Regions from separate parts of the Homo sapiens genome. Here all the other regions are linked to region 2. The links are chromatin contacts, found by Hi-C or POLR2A ChIA-PET in ENCODE. All regions are on one chromosome and are shown on one strand. The core of a region is the stretch at or near the end of the contact, and the rest is flanking DNA. Distances in the headings are between cores, read along the strand shown. Region 1 holds the start of TMED7-TICAM2 (TMED7-TICAM2 readthrough). Region 2 holds the start of PJA2 (praja ring finger ubiquitin ligase 2). Region 3 holds the start of ATG12 (autophagy related 12).

Region 1 (2,700 bases), core at 76-2,575, 6.2 Mb before region 2:
CTGCACACATTTACATAAATAACACATCTTTTAATAAAAATATTTTCGAAATAAAAATTTAGCAAGAAGAGTGACCTTATTTTTGTAAATCTTTCATATCTAGATTTAAGGAAGAAGCTGGGTGCTCATTTCCTTTGATATTCAATCTGTTATGCTGTTTTGGTTGAAATATATAATGAAAATCCAGCTTCATACAGATCATTACATACCCTCTGAAAGGGTTTCAGGAGGCTTCTGGGGACTTCAGAGCAACACTTGAGAACCACTGCTCTAAAGCATATACTCCATAAATATATGTAAAATGGAATTTCCAGGCTGTGGCTACATATTCCAGGCTATATATATATATATATATATACATATATACACACACACACACACACACTGTATATAGGTGTGTGTGTTCTGTGTGTGTATACATATATTCTACTTTATTAGATAATGGCACATTGTTTTCCAACTTGATTAACCAATTTACTTTTTCACTAGCAGTGTATAAGAGGTTTTGTGGCTCTATAAGTCGACCAATATCTGTTATTGTTACACTTAAAATTTTTGCCTATCTTGTGGTATGTAATGTATTGATTGCACTGTGACGTTTAATTTAACAAAAGTTCATCTAGTGCTTGCTATGTACCAACCACTTCTAGGTACTTTTTCCAAATATTGGTACTTTGTAATAATTCTCTATGGTAGGTGCTATTATCTCCATTCTACAGATACACACTGAGGCAGAGAATTTAAGCAAGTGGCCGGACGTCACACAGCCAGTACGTGGCAAAGCAGGGATTAAGCACTCCTGCAGTCTGCTCTTAGAATTCGCGCTCCTTGCCCAGCTGCTTCCCCCAAATATTTATTATTACTTATGAGAAAACTCCGCAAATTGCAAAGCGCTCTACCACCAACGATTAGCACCCTAGGGCAAAATGAGCCCTTTACCACTCCCTAGATGCTCCCCAGCGCTAAGTTCCCAGCGGAGGTTGCAGTGAGCGCAGATCGCGCCACTGCACTCCAGCCTGGGTGACAGGGCGAGACTCTTGTCTCAAAAAAAAAAAAAAAAAAACAACAAAAAAAGCCAGTGATTGGAGCGTAATTACCCTCGCCAACCGCCTGTAACCACGGCGGCCGCCACGCCCCGTTTCCTGGTCTCGCCCCTCTCCGCCCACGACTCTGGCCCCGCCCCTCGTCCCAGGCTGCAACGGAGGCAGAGCCAACGCCTCGCGGGCTTCCACGTACGCACTCCAACGCGTGTTCCCGGAGAAGAACGCATCCGGGTCACGGGAGCCGGTGTCTCAGGCTCCGCCCCTTCACCCCCCGAAAGGCTAATCCCCACTTCCGACCCTCTCAGGCCTTTTCCGCTTCTCTTTTACCTCCCCAGGTCCGCCCGTCTGCGCCCCTCACAGGAAGCCGGAGGGTCGCTCTGATCCCGAATCTCCCACAGGCGTGAACCTGCTCTGCTGTGTATCTTTGCGGGGTGGCCTGCGCTGAGGCCTGCCGCGCGCGGTGAGTCCGCGCAGACCTGACCCTGCGTCTCGCAGCTCGGTTGAGGCCGCCGCCGCCTTCTCGGGATGCCGCGGCCGGGGTCCGCGCAGCGCTGGGCGGCCGTCGCGGGCCGTTGGGGGTGCAGGCTGCTCGCACTGCTGCTACTGGTGCCTGGACCCGGCGGCGCCTCTGAGATCACCTTCGAGCTTCCTGACAACGCCAAGCAGTGCTTCTACGAGGACATCGCTCAGGGCACCAAGTGCACCCTGGAGTTCCAGGTATCAGGGGCCTAGCAGTCCCTGGGCCCCAACTCGCGGCTCCAGGATTGGGGGTGTAACTTGAGGGATGGCACTTTCCTGTCCGTGTTTCCCCGTTCTTAGGCTAATTCAAAAATCGCTTCTAGGTAGCTGATGCCCAGCATTTGACTTTCCTCTAATAAACCTTGGGTGAGAGATGTTAAGACCGGGTGTTAAAATATATGAATTCCAGAAATGCTCCCTTTAGCATTTCTTTCCATCTCATTTTTAAGGCCTATTGAACTTTCTTCCTTAAAAGATTCCCTTAAAGAAAATCATTTATACTCTGTAGTACCCAGTGTCAACCCTCTACTCTCTAATCCACACCTCCAATTTAATTGGATTTGGAGTGCTGCCAATGTCTAACTTCATTGCTTTTCAGTTTTACCAATATTAGGACTGTTGGTTAATACGGTCCTTGTCATTGGAAGAGCTCCATTACAGGTTGAACGGCCATTTGCCAAGGGAGTTGTAGAAAGAATTGCTGTGATAAATGAGAGGCCCCTTCTGATATTTGGGATTATATAAAAAAGAAACTTTAACAGAATGTGGTTTATTCGGTTGGTTAGAACAGTCTTTACTGAGCTTCAATTTTGGTTGGTAGGCGCATTTAACATTTGAGTAGCTATTGAATACTAGGTGCCAGTGGTACAGAAGTGGTCGAAACAGATAGGGTCACTGCCATCATTCATGATTCCCCTCTCACCCTGCTTTTCTTAACTGGTATCTGCTCATTCATCAGAACTGTGCCTTAAGAGCAGTAAGTAGGATCCATGAAGGAAGACTTCCTTTGGAAAATTATTTTAAGCTGAACTTTAAAGGATGAGCTATAAACACCTTGGTAAGGGAGGAGGGGGAATAGCCTGTGGTAGTAGTGAACACTGAGAATTTCAGGGCCATAGAGAGAGGTCCAATATGGTTG
Region 2 (2,700 bases), core at 92-2,591:
TATAGCAACACGTGTGAAGGCAGAGTAATATCAAGCAAGGAATGGTTTTTTGGTAAGAAACGTACTACAGGAGTGGGCTGGGATTCAGATTGGATTTCACAAAATGTCTGGCAAATTCTCATAAACCTAAATTTCTACAGTAAATTTTGGGTAATTTATTTCCATCAACAGCAAAAAAAAATTAGTCTCAGTTCACTGGCAAGAGAGTTCGCTGTTGTTAAGGGGACAGCACAAGAAGTGGGGCTCTTAATTCGCGGGGGAGGGGTGGCGATGAATATATCCTGGGCATCAGGCGACGGGTCGGGGGTGGGGAATAAGAGAAGACAGAGGGACTGTAATCAGATAAGCGGACACGTTTCAAGATGAATAAAGGGAATATGTGCGGAACGAAGAAACAGTTTTGTATCACTGACATAATTAACTAAACTGTTACCCAGGTTTAAATTAAGCAAGGTGTCCGGGGACTGCAGCTGTTGTATTTATTTTGGTTGCATGTGATGGGAGCTGTTACTTCCCGGCTTGACAAACAGCCTCAAGATGCAAGCTGGGAGGCTGTGGTCAGCCCAAGGCTATACAGAGGAAAGGCAGGCCTCCTCTGAACCCCGCCCCAGCAGAATAAGAAGCGAGGGGCAAGGGTCAGCGCGGAGAGGGAGGGTGGAAAGCGCCATATAGTGCCCAGGGTCAGGGTGGGTAAACAAGCCTTTCTTCGTGTCATTTTTTTTTTTTGTCTCACCGATATCTGCATTGTAACTGAACTTTATGCCAGGAGACCTTAACCTTGTTAATCAGGTTTCCAGTCGAATCAGGATCGATTTTAATGCCTCCATTTTGGTTGTTGCTGTTGGAATTTCCGAAAAAGCCTAACTGCGCCAGTCTTTCTGTTAGTTCTCCACACCCCCTTCCCTTTCCGAGACCCCGCCCTTTTCTCTCAGCCCAAACCACAAAAGGCCGCGCAGTTTTAGCTCCTACACGGTGCTCCGCCCCCTCCCCAAACGTCGCAGTACTGCAGGGAAAGGAGGTGGGCTCGGCTGGGGCGGGGGACTGAGTCGGCTTCGTCTTTCCGCTCTTCAGCCAATTGGTGAACTCCCCCTGAGGGAGATGGGGGAGCAGGCTGTAGAGAAGGTCCAAGTATTTTTCCCTTTTTCTGCCACGTCCCAACCATTGACGTGAGCCCACTCCTCAGGTTCTGATTGGGCGTATGCATTGTCCCCCAGCAGAGACCCTGTAAGCTGACTGGTCATCTCTGCTATGGGGGAGGGGCTTGCGTACTCTCCTCCTTCGCCTCCACCGCGGCGCAAGGGGCGGGACTCACCGCCACCGCCTCTGCTTCCGCCGCCGCCACCGCCGCCGCCGCCGCCACAGCCGCCAGCCGCTTCGCGTTCGGCGGGGGAGGAGTTGGAGGCGGAGAAGAAGGCGGTGGTGGCGGGTGGAGGTTCGAGCGCTGTTCTCGCTCCGGAGCCGCTGCACATTTCGGTGAGGGTTTTTTTTTTTTTTTTTCAGTCTGGCTTGTTCCGCTGTCGGGAGTGTGGGGGTCGGGGCGAGGAAATTGCTGCGTTCAGCTCCTCAGTTTCTCTGTCTCTAGCTTCGGAAGGAGCGGGGCTTGTCCCTGGCCTGCTGCGCCGGCCATGGTGGGTGGGGTTGATGGCTGTGGGAGGCCTTCTTCGCCTCCTGGGCCCTGTCCAGCCCGGACCCGGGCCGCGCTCCTATCCGGGACGGTCGCGCCCGCCGCCCCCCGACAGATGACATTGGTTGGTATCGGGGTCTTCGCTGCCGCTCTTTACTGCTGCCTCTTCTGCTGTCCTTGGTGACTTGGCCAAGGAGCCCGCTGGCTTTCCCCTACACTCGCCACTGTACAAGAGTTTGCCCCCCAACCAACACCTCACACCCACCTTCTGCGGTTTCCCGTCACCCCGCGTAGAGCGGAACCATCTTACGCCACAGGCCTGCAGCACCCCTCCCCCGAGGAGCCTTCTGTTGCCGTCGTTTTGCTGGGCGTCTGCATTTTCCCCGATTGTCAGTGAGGCTCGGCACGCAGACACCCCGCTCGAGCCGCAGCAGTCGCTCTACTCCCGGGATCAGCACCTTTCCGCCAGGGCTGCTCTCAGTTAGCGATGTCAGGCCAGAGCTCCTCTTGCAGATGCACCTTTAATTTGGCCTCCCTCAGATGACTGGTAATCATTTTGCGCACATTCAAAATGGTGAGGTTAAAGACGCTCAGACCAAGTTGAAGCAAAGGGGAGGTGGTAAATAGTCGTTTTGCAGGGAGGAGAGTAATCTGAGAGTTCCTTCTCCGGACATTAAAAAAAAAAAAATTTACATCCGCATAGGCGCTTCTTTTGAGTCTGCTGGTTCTGTGAAGTTTAAAATTTTCATTGCAGGCTTAATGTATTCTGTTTTATCATGAAATATTTGGTCACATTTCTTTAAAATGGCAGTCACCTTTGCTGAAGGCTACGGATCATTTGAAGTGTATGTGAATAAACCTGAGGATAACAGTAATAAACGTTTAAACTGTATTTTTCAGTGTTGTAATTGTCTTTTGGGGTTCATGTCATTTTTATATGAGATGACCACTTAATTTTAAAAATTCATTGCAGACATGCAAGTTTGATGTACACTTCAACAATATAAATAACGGACTGTTAGGTAAAATTTAAATATTTCTTTTCATCCCCCAGTCCCACTCCAGTGTAAAGTTGA
Region 3 (2,700 bases), core at 201-2,700, 6.4 Mb before region 2:
ATACTAAACAGTATTTACACGTTAAAAGAGAAGTTCTACAAATGCTACTATTCTTCATAAATAGAAAAAAACTATAAATGAGGGCAAATTCCCATACGTGGAAAAATGCCAAACCAGAAGCTGAAATCATAACTTTTAGGTATAGAACCACAGCTCCAATCAGTCAACTACAAACGTCGCCGGTTACTTCGAGGGTAAATAATTTGCAGCCAGCTGGTAAAAAGCCTGATAAAAATATTAGGTCCTCACATATCTTCCTTTTCAATAAGGAGACACCTGAAAGTCACACTGGGCAGTCTGTCACGTATCGAAACATGCAGAAGAGAGACTGTACAGAACGTGCAGTTATCAAACGCAGGAAGCCAAAGTTCCTGTGCTATGAGAGGACCACAGTGAAAAACGGTAGCCCATCTGTCCAAAGAACAGAAAGAAGTCCACCTGGAAAGGATGGGAGTCGGCGGAGGGGGGCGAGAAGAACGAGTTCCACGCCGTCTTCCTCCTCCCGGGCTAACTGCAGCCGCGGGCGGCAGGAAGGCAGCCGCGCGGGGTGGGCTCTTGGGGACTGGGCGCAGGGCTCCGCGGCGCGGCTGGGCTGCGGCTGCCCGATCGGCGAGGGCCGGGCCCCGGGAAGTCTCCAGGGCCTCGCCCGCGCAGCCAGGAAAGCATGCAGCCCACCGACGGGCGGAGGAACCGCCCGGGCAAAGCCACGTCGGTGGCTGACCGCGCGGCAGGGAGGTGGGCACCCTGTCCACACCCACCAGGAGGCTGACAGCTGGCGAGCGCCAGGCGGCCGGGACGGGACAAGGGCCGCAGCGCGCCGGAGGGGGTCGCTCTGAGAAAGCCGCGCTGGGCGCTGCCCGTCGCCAACGACTCCCCCTCGCCCGGATCAGCGGCGGCTGGATACTCACGTAGGGCTGGTAGAACTTGGAGAGCCGCGGCTTCCCGTGGTTGTTGAAGATTAGGATCGCCTTGATCATGGCTGTGCCGGGCCGACCGGGTGGGCACTGGGGGCCAGGGCGGGGGCGGGCGCGCGAGCCTCGCCTCGTAATCTCGCCTGCGATCCTTCCCCACCCGCCCCCTCCCGCACGCGACCGCGCGCGCTCCCGAGCCGTCGGGCGGGGCCCAAGGGGCGGGGCCTGGGCGGGGCAGGCACTAAGGAAAGCGGAAACATTTCTAGGTCCGAGCCAGCGGCCTAACTGGAGTGTGCGCATTCGACCGAGCACAGACACGTTGCCCACCGCTCCTCTCCCGAGGTCTGTAGTCGCGGAGAAACACATGTTGCGTTACTAACGTTCAGAGGTCTGCGACAGCTTCGATTTGAATGACTAGCCGGGAACACCAAGTTTCACTGTGTAATTGCGTCCCCCTACTCCGGCGCCTCCTTTGCGACGCTCCCTGGAGAAAAGCACGCCCACTGCACGCGCTCAGTCGCTACTTCCGCTCTCGAGTGTCTCCAAGCAAGATGGCGGAGGAGCCGCAGTCTGTGTTGCAGCTTCCTACTTCAATTGCTGCTGGAGGGGAAGGACTTACGGATGTCTCCCCAGAAACAACCACCCCGGAGCCCCCGTCTTCCGCTGCAGTTTCCCCGGGAACAGAGGAACCTGCTGGCGACACCAAGAAAAAAAGTAACTGAATTTATTTCCGGGCAGAGAGGCGGGAGGTTCAGATTGCATCCGAGTAGGGGTGGCGGCCAGTAAAGAAGCAAAATTTAGAGGAGCGCCTGTCCTAGACCTGCATTTTGACCAGTCATCAGAAGAAAAGAAGTGTACTTTTTGATTTTTAAGGCCTTTAAGTTGAGTGTTAAAATACCATCTCTGTCTATCGGTGTAGGGCCTGATACTTGGCTGCCACACTTATTTTTATACTGTATTTTTTTGAGTTGGCCAGACTGCGAGCTCTTTGAAGGAGGGAGGGAGCTGAGTGGGGCGGGGGGAGGGGGGTCTCGGTAATTCCAGGTACTTAACACAGGAGCTAATTATTTGAGTAATGTTTTATGGTGGTAGGGGTGGTCATTGGCAAAGCCTGGATTAGAATTCATGCCTTCCAACTTAACTCGCTTTTGCTTTTTTCCCCCTCCCAGTTGGTTGTGAATTCACTCCTTAAACCAAAAACCAAATTCTTATGCAGAATGAAGACTGCTAAGGGAAAGCTAAAGGCATAGATGTTACCTTTTTAAGAAACACATTTTGGAACCTTTGTGAGTTATTTCATTGCTTGAGTCAGCTATCCTCAACCCTTTATTGCTTGAGAATGTTTCCCTTTGTAAAAGAGATTGCTAAAATTACGTGTTCTAAAGCACTCTGTTTAGAGTTAGAGTTGCCTATGGGAAAAGCAGCATATAAGCATCCTCGATTCAGAGAGGCTGATTTCGTCCTTAGACGTTTTCCCCGTTCTGTCTTAAGATGACAGTGGTCTCTGGCCGGGCGCGGTGGCTCACTCCTGTAATCCCAGCACTTTGGTAGGCTGAGGCGGGTGGATCACCTGAGGTCAAGAGTTCGAGACCAGCCTGGCCAACATGGTAAGACTCCATCTCTACTAAAAATATAAAAGTTAGATGGGTGTGGTGGCGCGCGCCTGTAATCCCAGCTACTCGGGAGGCTGAGGCAGGAGAATCGCTTGAACCCGCGAGGCGGAGGTGGCAGTGGGCGGAGGTCTCGCCATTGCACTCCAGCCTGGACAACAAGAGCGAAACTCCGCCTC

Evidence for each region. A loop is a pair of places that touch in the nucleus more often than their neighbours do. ChIA-PET counts read pairs that join two places held with the same protein, here RNA polymerase II (POLR2A). Pooled maps may share reads with other maps.
Region 1: a map of naive thymus-derived CD4-positive, alpha-beta T cell shows a loop between it and region 2 (18-fold over the local background). The contact joins the promoter of TMED7-TICAM2 here to the promoter of PJA2 in region 2. A Hi-C loop is called at or near these places in 1 of 168 maps with a recorded cell type or tissue (naive thymus-derived CD4-positive, alpha-beta T cell) and 7 of 50 pooled maps. POLR2A ChIA-PET finds 5 or more read pairs at or near these places in 1 of 52 experiments (activated naive CD4-positive, alpha-beta T cell).
Region 3: a map of naive thymus-derived CD4-positive, alpha-beta T cell shows a loop between it and region 2 (19-fold over the local background). The contact joins the promoter of ATG12 here to the promoter of PJA2 in region 2. A Hi-C loop is called at or near these places in 1 of 168 maps with a recorded cell type or tissue (naive thymus-derived CD4-positive, alpha-beta T cell), 1 of 37 single-sample maps with no recorded cell type and 10 of 50 pooled maps. POLR2A ChIA-PET finds 5 or more read pairs at or near these places in 1 of 52 experiments (CD4-positive, alpha-beta T cell).

Annotation. Positions count from the first base shown.
Region 1 is chr5:115,624,661-115,627,360 of GRCh38, reverse strand. TMED7-TICAM2 (TMED7-TICAM2 readthrough) reads left to right here and starts at 1,325. Exons shown (of 4, transcript NM_001164469.4): 1 at 1,325-1,760. The coding sequence starts at 1,569. TMED7 (transmembrane p24 trafficking protein 7) reads left to right here and starts at 1,325. Exons shown (of 3, transcript NM_181836.6): 1 at 1,325-1,760. The coding sequence starts at 1,569. RefSeq lists an enhancer at 1,260-1,429 and a silencer at 1,600-1,669.
Region 2 is chr5:109,408,615-109,411,314 of GRCh38, reverse strand. PJA2 (praja ring finger ubiquitin ligase 2) reads left to right here and starts at 1,341. Exons shown (of 10, transcript NM_014819.5): 1 at 1,341-1,473. RefSeq lists enhancers at 707-886, 1,997-2,116, 2,157-2,256 and a silencer at 1,397-1,476.
Region 3 is chr5:115,840,315-115,843,014 of GRCh38, reverse strand. ATG12 (autophagy related 12) reads left to right here and starts at 1,450. Exons shown (of 4, transcript NM_004707.4): 1 at 1,450-1,625. The coding sequence starts at 1,463. It overlaps AP3S1 (adaptor related protein complex 3 subunit sigma 1), which reads right to left and starts at 1,080. Exons shown (of 6, transcript NM_001284.4): 1 at 909-1,080. The coding sequence starts at 977. RefSeq lists enhancers at 234-443, 1,434-1,483, 1,494-1,793, 1,182-2,083, 2,087-2,587 and silencers at 534-723, 824-1,203.